Linked DNA regions of Homo sapiens: region 1 is linked to region 2. The links are chromatin contacts, found by Hi-C or POLR2A ChIA-PET in ENCODE. All regions are on one chromosome and are shown on one strand. The core of a region is the stretch at or near the end of the contact, and the rest is flanking DNA. Distances in the headings are between cores, read along the strand shown.

Evidence for each region. Hi-C counts contacts between places; a loop is a spot of excess contacts on that map. ChIA-PET counts read pairs that join two places held with the same protein, here RNA polymerase II (POLR2A).
Region 1: a loop to region 2 is called in a map of CD8-positive, alpha-beta T cell, with 7 times the contacts of the local background. The contact joins the promoter of CYP46A1 here to the enhancer-like site in region 2. A Hi-C loop is called at or near these places in 1 of 168 maps with a recorded cell type or tissue (CD8-positive, alpha-beta T cell). POLR2A ChIA-PET finds 5 or more read pairs at or near these places in 1 of 52 experiments (T-cell).

Annotation. Positions count from the first base shown.
Region 1 is chr14:99,681,128-99,686,293 of GRCh38, forward strand. CYP46A1 (cytochrome P450 family 46 subfamily A member 1) reads left to right here and starts at 3,171. Exons shown (of 15, transcript NM_006668.2): 1 at 3,171-3,409. The coding sequence starts at 3,291. RefSeq lists an enhancer at 1,666-1,735 and a silencer at 2,976-3,555.
Region 2 is chr14:97,708,401-97,713,159 of GRCh38, forward strand. The region is part of intron 2 of LOC105370651 (a long non-coding RNA gene); the gene reads left to right. Among named protein-coding and RNA genes, the nearest start is that of LINC02291, 24 kb to the left of the region's middle. RefSeq lists an enhancer at 3,922-4,759. Within about 2 kb of position 1,356, at least 4 of the 41 ENCODE cell types and tissues checked have a DNase peak (open chromatin) inside an H3K27ac peak, as active enhancers do; they include CD8-positive, alpha-beta T cell, where a contact is called at or near this core.

The DNA.
Region 1 (5,166 bases), core at 1,921-4,420, 2.0 Mb after region 2:
TGGTTGGCCACGTGCTTCCAGGCAGCGCTGCCCACCCAGGAAAAGGGCTTTCAGCCCTGGGACCTGGAGCCTTGGTATGCAGCCTGTGTTCCCTTACCTGATCACAGGATAGCTGGGAGCATCAAATGAGGTGGTGATGGGACAGCTGTGGGCTTGGTGCCTAGGGAGAGGGGAGACTGTTGGCTCACAGATGGGAACGGCAACTGCTCTGGAAGTGCTGCTCCTGGGGTAAGCCATGGTCATGTTGAGCCAGAGATCACTGGTGCTGCCCGATGTGTCAGAGAAGACGTATGCCCACTCCTCTCCTTAGCCGTATTTGGAGAGGTTCACGCTGACCACTGCTCCCTGATGCTGCTCTACACCTGCTTTCTGTGGGGCTCCAGGCTGTGCCTGGAGCTGTTCAGGACCTGGCTCTTCCCTCAAGGAACTGTGACAGTAGGTAGTCAGGCAGACATGAGCAGGGCAGGAGAGGGCCCTCCCCCAACGAGGAATGTCAAGTGGCCATCAGATGATGGTCAGGCAGTTGATAAACTGCTTCTCTCAAATAATAATTGGTCGCAGCCAGTGCCAGGGAGAGGCAGTCTCCCAACAGATGGAAACACCTGAAGCTGGTGATCAGCTTCCCGATAAGATCTCAGGAGCTGGGCGAGTGGGCTCAAGCATGCACACTAAGAGGCAAAATGGCAGCGATTAACTGGTAGATGACCTTCCTCTAGGAACACCGGTAAGGGAAAAACACCTCAAATGAGCGCGCACATAACTTCAGTAAACACAGCTGTGCATTCGGCCCCTCCCAGGTGCTGACAGGCCACCGCGCACGCAGACAGCCCGCCCCAAGGGAAGAATCAGGGGCGAAGAGAGATGCAACCCCCCGGGAGCATGCCAACCTACAAAACCCCGAGTCAAAGGTCAAGCCACACACTTGCCTCTCTCAAGTCACCTGCTTGGCCCTCTTCTAAGTATACTTTACTTCCTTTCATGCCTACTCCAAAACTTTTTTTTTTTTTTTTTTTTTTTTTTTTTCTGAGACGGAGTCTCGCTCTGTCACCCAGGCTGGAGTGCAGTGGCGCAATCTCGGCTCACTGCAAGCTCCGCCTCCCGGGTTCACGCCATTCTCCTGCCTCAGCCTCCCCAGTAGCTGGGACTACAGGCGCCCGCCACCACGCCCAGCTAATTTTTTGTATTTTTAGTAGAGATGGGGTTTCTCCGTGTTAGCCAGGATGGTCTCGATCTCCTGACCTCGTGATCCGCCCGCCTCGGCCTCCCAAAGTGCTGGGATTACAGGCGTGAGCCACTGCGCCCGGCCTCTAAAACTTTTAAATACATTTTCACTCCTGCTCTAAAACTTGCCTCTCACTCTGCCTTACGCCCCTCAGTCGAATTCTTTCTTCTGAGGAGGCAAGAACTGAGGCTGCTGCAGACCCATATGGATTTGCTGTTGCTAACAGTACCATTGTTCCAGGGGTCTGGAGAGACAAGGCAAGAGAAAGTCCTCTTCAGACAGTGCGATGCACTGTGTAATCTCAGGGAGCCGTTCCACAAACTGGATACTAAATGTGATGCCGTCACATTTCTTTTCTAGCTAACCACCCCAACCCACCTTCCAGTGCGCAGGAATCCACACCCTCCTTCTTGCAGCCTCATCCTCCCTCCAAATTGCCCTCAAGCCCCGGAGCTTTCACAGCCCACAGGGGACCTGGTGGCTCCGTTCCACACCTCACCCCAGCAGGGCCAGCCTGAGTTACCCTGTGGGCCTGCGGCTGCCTGTCACCGCCGCCACACGGGGGCGCCATAGCAAGCCAACATCCCCGAGTCCAACTGGGCGGCCGGGCCAGGCGCCGGGGGGATGGATGCTCTGCTGCCCACCTGTCCAGGCTGCGGTGGCCCCGAGGGCAGAAGTCCCGCCTCCTCCGTGCTGGGCACGGCTCTTAAGACTTGGCCGTCTCCGTCGCCCCTCAGCCCACACCCCTAACAGCCATGTCCCATGTCCCTAACTATACCTGGGAAGGCGGTACCAAGGTCCCCTTCGTTTTCCAACCCCCAACCTCTCCAGGACTGGCTCAAGCGTGGGGCAGGGGCATTGCCTCTTCTCAGAAACCCAGCAGCATCTACACTCCCTGGGCCTCTACCTCCAGCCCGGGGGACCTTTACCTGGGCTAGGAGTGGGCACACCTGGCCTTCCCCTGCCACGACTTTCACGCTGGGTGGTCCCTCGGGATAGGAATTGGGAACTAAAACGCCCAGAATTGGCCTCATCTTCATACGGGATGGGCAAGGAGACGCGGGTTACGACAGAGGGGGAAGCCCTGGTCATTATTTCGAAAATACCTTCTCCTCCGCTACCCCCGCCTCCCCGGCACATTTCCCGCTTTCCCTGGAGGGCGGACCCAGATTTTCATCCCTCCAACTCCAACTCCTTCGGGCCTGAGCCAGCGCCTCAGATGGGGCTTCGCCTGGTCTAGGAGGGTCCGCAGGCCCCCGAGTCTCTGGGAGAACAGCCTCCGGCCACGCCGTGCGCTCTCGGTCGCAGACACAGGCGTCCCTGGGTCCCGCAGGATCCTGCCACCAGCCCGCGGGCCCCGCTGGCGGACCACGGGCGCTAGGCGTGGACTGTCCGGGCGGAGGAGGCGCCCCGGGGCAACTGGAGAACAACTTTGGGGGTCTGGGGTTCCAAGGAGAAGTTTGGGAACAGTCGGCGTTATGCGGACTTTTGCAGGCTGGGATGGGGTTTCCGGGCAGGTTTGGGGGAAAAAGGAAGGGGCCTAAGACCGCGCGCGGAAAGATGCCGTTATTTGGAGGCGCCGAAGCGGGCGGAGCCAGCCAGCAGGACTTCGCGCCGCCGCCGGGCCAGAGCGCTGAGGATCGGCGTTGCCAGGGACAACGCGTTCTGGGCGGAGCTGCTGCTGGGGCGGACCTGAGTCTGAAGAGGTGGGGGCGGAGCCTGGGGGGCTGAGCCAGAAGCGGAGTTGTGATTGGTGAAGACCACATGCTCGGGGTGGGGCCTGGGCTGGGGCGGTGTGGAGGTTGGGGCGGAGCTCTGGGGGGCGGGGCGGGGCGGGGGAGGGCCCGGAGCGCCGGAGCCGGAGGCGGAGACGTGGTTGGCGGGGACTGTGCGCCCTGGGAGGGGTCGGAGTCGGCGGGGGCGGAGCCGAGCGGGCGGGGAGGGTGCTGGGTCGCGCCTGGCCTGGGGCCGAGGCGGCGCGCGGCGCTGACAGCTGAGTCGGCTCGCGGCCTCCCGGCCCCCTCGGCGCCCGGCCCGACCCTGGCCTGGCCTGCCCTGCCCCGGAGCCATGAGCCCCGGGCTGCTGCTGCTCGGCAGCGCCGTCCTGCTCGCCTTCGGCCTCTGCTGCACCTTCGTGCACCGCGCTCGCAGCCGCTACGAGCACATCCCCGGGCCGCCGCGGCCCAGGTGAGCGGGGCTGGGGGCGGGGCCTGGCTGGGGTGCTGGGACTGGGGGCCTGGGGACAGCGTCTAAGCCGGCGTCCAGGCCGGGGGTCCGGCCTCGCCTAGTGCGCGCGGCCGCTGGGAGTCGGCGGCCCCGAGAGGGGCGCTAACTATTCTTAGTAACAAATTACTCACAGCCGCAGCAGCTGCTGGGCGCCCACCGCGCACAGCTGGGCCCCACAAACGTGATGGCAGCCACAGCCCTTTCAGGTAGGCGCTATTGTTAACCCATCGTTCAGACGAGGAGACTGAGGCGCTCAGAGGCGAAGTCACCTGCCCAAGGTCACACGGTTGGTAAGCCTAGATTTAAGCCCAGGTCAGCCTGCCTCCAAAGTGGGCGCTGTTAACTTTGGGACTTGGACAGGGTCAGCCTGGATTGGAGCACGCTGTACTTCAGTCATGTTTCCTTTTGCTTGTATTTCTGTTCTGGGACACCCCATTTGTCTTCTCCTTAGTACTTACAATTGCATTCTTGGTCCCCACCCCCACGCAACTTACACCCCCCTCAACTTGCCAACCCCCCCCCACCCCCAGCTTAGCTTTGTGAAGCTTAAATTAAATGTGTCATTTCCCTGCTCCAAGGGCTTCCCATCACTTGACAACTAAATGCAGTTCTAAATTAAGTCGGCTGCATGGCCCGCGAGGCCCCTGCCGAGCACTCAGAACCCACTCTGCAGCTTGCTCTTTCCTCTTGCTTTCTCACTACTGCCCCCAGCCTTTCTTCTCCCAGCCTCCCCCTCCCCCCGCCCCCCCCGCAGCTTCCCTCCCCCCGGGTCCTTTTCTCAAGCCTGGGCCTGGCGGGCTTCTTCCTCTGCTTGTCTCAAACAGGCCTTGCCCAGCACCTTGTGTAAAGACCACCCAGCCCCAGACTTCTCAGGGGCCATCACCTCTGAGGTTACCTTCTTTCCACCTGTTGACTGTCTGTTCACCTGTTGACTGTCTCCCCCTCTAGAATGTGAGCCCCGGGAGGACAGGGACACTCTGTGTTCGCTTGTGTATCCCCAGTGCCTGGCGTGTTGCAGATCTCAATAAATATTTGTTGAATGAATGAATAAACAATTGTATTAGACACACTTTTTAAAATCTCAGGACATGAATATTCTGGAAGGCACCCATCTCCAGCACAAGCCAGATGTACTGGCGTTAGAAGCCTGAATCTCTGCTTGATGGGTTCAGGAAAGATCTCTGTGGCTGGTGACATAGGGAGGCACCTGTTCTCCCTGCTGGCTCTCTGCCCTTCTGGTGCTCTCTCTCTCTCTCCTTGCTTAGCTCCTCTGCCTTCTACTTTACCTGGATGCTTCTTCCCCCAGCCTTCCAGGTTTGGCTTCAATGCTAACTCCTCAGGGAGGTTCCTCCTGCTCCCCCAAAAATATTATGTTCATTTTATAAACCCTGAAATCACTGTAATTTTCCTTTACAGCATAATGTTAATTGGGCAATTATTTGTGCAAGTTTTTCCTAAGTGTCTCTTTTCCATGGGCCCCCTGTCTGTCTCAGTCACTGCTGCATCTCCGACATGTAGCAGCACATTGTACATGCATAGTAGACACTCTATGAATAGCAATTCAAGGTTGAATGGTGGAAATCTCCCGTGAGTTCCGTGGTGGACACTATCACCCTCTCAAGTTTTCAGAGAAGCCATCAGCACTTAGAATTGAATGAGTTTGGTGCTTGTTCTGATAAGTTTCATCGTTACTTGGTCTTCTCATAAACTCAAATGAC
Region 2 (4,759 bases), core at 106-2,605:
GTCTCGTGTTGGTCATCCAACCCCAAATAAGCCAATCTAAGGCTTATCTAGGAAATTTTGAGACAGAAACTGGGAAATGGGGTACAGTTTTGTTGAGAAAGTCTGGAAGAGAGAAGGGATATGTGAAGACTTTGGCTGAAGTGTTGGCTACCACATTTCTTATCAAGTAGATATGAAAAACAAAAGGAGAGAGGGGAGGGGGCATGAAAGGATGGTGGGAGGGAAGGAGAGAGAGAGAGAGGGAGAGGAAATAAGGGACATGGACAAAAGCTGAGAGGGCCTGAAAGCACCTGACATGAGGATCTTTTTTCTATCCATTCGTGAAGACTACCAGTGTTCCTTTCTTAAGCTCCCTGTGACGTCTCATTATCTTCAGGATAAACTTCCCTTTTTGCTTCATTTATCTAAGTGGAGTTATCAATGCTGCTTCATTGACCTGACCACCAAAGTTGTACCCTAACAAGTCCTCATTAATCCCCACCCATATGCCACTGGCATGCTGGGCACTGAGAATGCCCAGAACTCAGATCCTGCTCCCAAAGCTTCCTAGTCTAGAGAAGGTGATGCTGTTCAGGGATATTAGTTAGCATATGGGGAAAGGATACTCTACTGGAAGACCTCTAGGAAGAGAAGAGTGAATCTTGAGCTGGGCCAGAGTCTGGAGGCCCCTCCCAGACCTCATGCTTCCACTGCGTCTTAGAGGATGTGTCCACTGTCAGCTCAAAGAATCTGTGCAGACCCAGAGGTGCGAAATAGGAAGGCATGAGTCAGTGAGCATGGCTTGGTTTGGCTGTATGGGGGAATTGATGGATTAAGAACGGGTTAGGGCAGGAAGAGAGGCTGGAAGGGAAGTTAGGGGCAGAGTAGGAAGGACCTTCTAGGCCAGTTTAAAGAGTGTGGGCTGGACCTTGGTAAAGCTTGTTAAGCAGGCCCTCCTGTAGAAGTTGCCAGTGATGGTCGCGTTCCATAGCAGACATTCCTGGAGAAAAGGGAAGTTCACTGTAGAACAGTATAGATATTTTCTATTGCCCTAGCTGGAATGAATATTTGATTTGTAGGTTTTCTAAAAGATTCATCTTGAAAAACTTATATAAATATCCTCTTCCTTCTTCTGCATTTGATAAACCAAAAATCTTCAAATTGAAGGATTCTTTATATTTTTTCAAACAGGTATAAACAGGAGAAAAAGCACTGGGTATAACAACCCACAAAAGGTGATGTAAGAATAAATAAGAAGTGAATAGTAATAGTAGCAGCAACAACCGTGGCTGAGTGTTGAGTGTCCGCCATGAGCCAGGGACAGCGCCAAGGGCTGTGTTCAAGAGAAAGGCACAGTAACAAAACCAACTGATGGGGACTGCGAGGGGAGGGGTGGAGAGAGGCTGCCCGGATGCACATCCTGGCTCTGCCCCTTGCTGACAATGTGGGCTTGCATATGTCACATTAGATGGGGGTGTCTATAATAATTTCCTCATAGGGCTGTCAGGAGGATTCAGTGCAATAATTCAAGTTCAGTGCCGGGGACACTGTTAGTGCTCAGGAAGTGTAAATTATTTGTTCCTTAAAATTAAGAAAAAGAGAAATGATTGATAGATAGATAGATAGGACAGAGATAGCTAGAGAGAGAGAGATAAACATTGATATATTTAAAAATACATCTCTCCATCATATTCCAATGCAACTGCAATTCTACACATTTCTTTCATTGCAAAATTCAGTGTGTTTATATGACATGAAATATCAGTTGTAGACCACCTGAGGGGGAAACCAAGAAGGAGAAAAGCTGACAGTGACTCTTCTTGACTGATATTAAGTCTAAAAATGCTGTGATTTATTGACTATTCTTAGTGAGTACAGATGGCTTTGATAAAATGACTTGTATTTTAGTTTATTACTTCAATGAATATATATTGGATAACATTTGGAAAAATAAAATGAATTTTAAAATGTACTTCTCATGTTAATATTTTAGGTATTTTTCTTCTCATTTCTTTTCATACAGTCATTTTACAAAGGATTGTGAATGCACACACACACACACAATTTTGTACCTTTCAATTCCATTTCATTGTTTGATATTCATTTAAAAACTTTGTATACTTTTGTAATAATATGTCAGATATCTGCATATTATGATTTTATATGGATGATACATGATTTACCTACTCTTTGCATTGGATATTTCTGTTGTTTCCAAATGGTAATGATTTTGAATAGACACATGTTCATACCATTAAGAATAACAGGAGATTGTGGTTAACCTACCCCAGTACATTTACAAACACTCAAACCCAGTCCTGGTATCACCAACATCAAAATTGTATTATATGAAGACAATTTTAGGGACAGCTGCAAACACCATAGCAATCCTTGTTTTTGTCCTCCTGAAGGAAGAGAGTACCTAGGCTCTAAGCCACACATATATAGGTTCAGAATCTGCTACTTTCTAGCTGTAGCCTTGGGCTGCTGCTTGACCTCTCTAAGCATTTCCTTTCTCAGCCATAAAACTATAAAATGTGAGTAATATTGCAACCCTCTCCAGGTGATTGTAAAGATTAAATCACATTCCTTTGATCCCTATGCATTCCAAATCCCACCTACATGATATTCATAGTGCTAATCAGGTGTGAGAGCTGAGTCCAAATCTGATTTCTTTCTGCAGACAGAAAACCTTACGCAGGCAGGAGTGATGTCTCCTTTGTACCTTTTGAACTTAGAACGATGACTGTCGTGTAACAGCCACTTGGTGAGCAGTTATTAAACAAATGACTGAGTATCCCCTCAATATGAAAACTTGAAAAAATTTAGTAATCGTTTGATCGTCTCAGGGAATGACACGGTCTTCATTTTCTATGTCCAACACTACAGTTATGCAGGCGACTGAACTTCTATTGCAGAATATTTTCCACTGGAATGTAATTGTATTTATGGAAATTATAATGTATGTTCAGCAAAACAAACCTCGATTCCATTGTCCTACGTGGAATAAGTCTAGAGAACAATAGACTTTCTTAGTGGAATGCACCCTCCCATACATTGCTACAAAATCACAAAGAAAAGGAAAAAAGGGAAAGTGATTTTCCCAACAAAGCGTCTCTACATGTGGGTGGTCAATGATGTTTACCTAAAATGGATTTGTGGCTGAAGAGAAAATTCTGATTTCCCGAAAGGTGAATCTCACTGATGTTGATTACAGAAATAAGTTGTACTGCTTGATGTAAAGGGAGGAAAAAGTAACTTTTTAATTTATCTCTGCCCTATCCAAACAAGGGCCAGGAAAGATTACATGTTTTCCTGTGATTCAGTTCTACAGAGGCAAGAGACTCTATCAATATTGAAGTTGTAAATACCGGAACATTAGATTTGCTTTCTGCCCATGAAAAGCAGATTTTGTTGCTTTTCTCTTCTCTCTGCTGACAACATGCATAAACAGTGGCCCAAAATGTGATTATTCCCTGTGGATGCCCAGGTCCTTCCTGTTGCCTCCCCTCCGCAGTTTGGGGGAAGGGTTGTCAACCCCCGTGAGATGCCGCAACCCGGAAGCAGGTCCTTGTTAATATTTTCCTCATGAAACTTTGAGCATTTAGGCAAAACCAACACAATCGCTTTTTCCCTCCAGATAAATAATTAGATCTCTGAGGCTGCTTATTATCAGAAGCCCCTTATATAAGGAGCAGAGTGATGGTTCTTTCATCATGTCATGTGAGTGGCTGTGACACACACTGGGCACATGTGTGTCCTGACCTGGGCTCCAACAGCATCTGTGGCAGGTAACCCTAGGGTTCCAGAAATAGACTCTGCAGACAGGCAGAATAGGGTGTGGGAAGCATCTTCGTCTCTGCGGAGCCATAGTCTCCTGGTCTGCTAACATCCACCATATGACCCTCTTCGCTGTCTTTTTGTGGGGCCTCAGTGCCATCAGGCTGGGCTGTGAGGACCCTTTTTCTAATCACACAACTCTATACTCACTATTTTCAAACCAAATAATTGGCAAACGTGATTGGTAAAGGCTGAGACCACAGAGCACTCTCTTGAAGTGTAAGTTCACCTTCTCATAAGGAATTTAGTAATTCACAAGCAAAGGGAAGTCAGTAGACAATGGAGAAGCAACTATCAGCCTGTTTCCATGCATTTTTTTCTTTTTACTTTTCAGTCAAAGGGCTTTGTATTATGTGCTAGTATCATTCATACTTAAGCTTCATCATGGCTCAAAACTTTCATCTCTTTTACCTGTTAAAAGGAAACAGTATCCTTTGTAATTTAAGTGATGTAATTTATGTGGAATTGCTGAGCAATGTTGGGGGAATAGTGGGTGCTTAAGAAATAGCAAGGAAAGTTGAATCTGAACATTTATTAATCTAAATGTCCCTTCAGATTACAAGGTTCTGGAGGGCAGAGACATTTCTGGACATGATTTATCAGGAAAGGAAGATGATAGAGTTCTTTCATCACAGCTGTGTTCTAATGAGATTCTGGGTACTTTCTACACATTAACTTAGTTCACCCTCTGAACCACTCAGCAAGGGAGGTTTTCATACCCCCAATTAAGGAGAAAACAAAATCAGAAAAGTTTCAAACTTGACCAAAGCCATGGAGCTAAGGAAGGGGATATAGCTGGGCTTAGAATTCAAGTGTGTCTGTCTTCAAAGCCTGTGTCTTCCCCCAATAGGTTAATAAAGCAAACATAAGGTGGGACTCTTAGCTCAAAGTTGGGACCCAGTGGTAAAAAGACTAACGAATGAGTCATACCTCCAGGTTG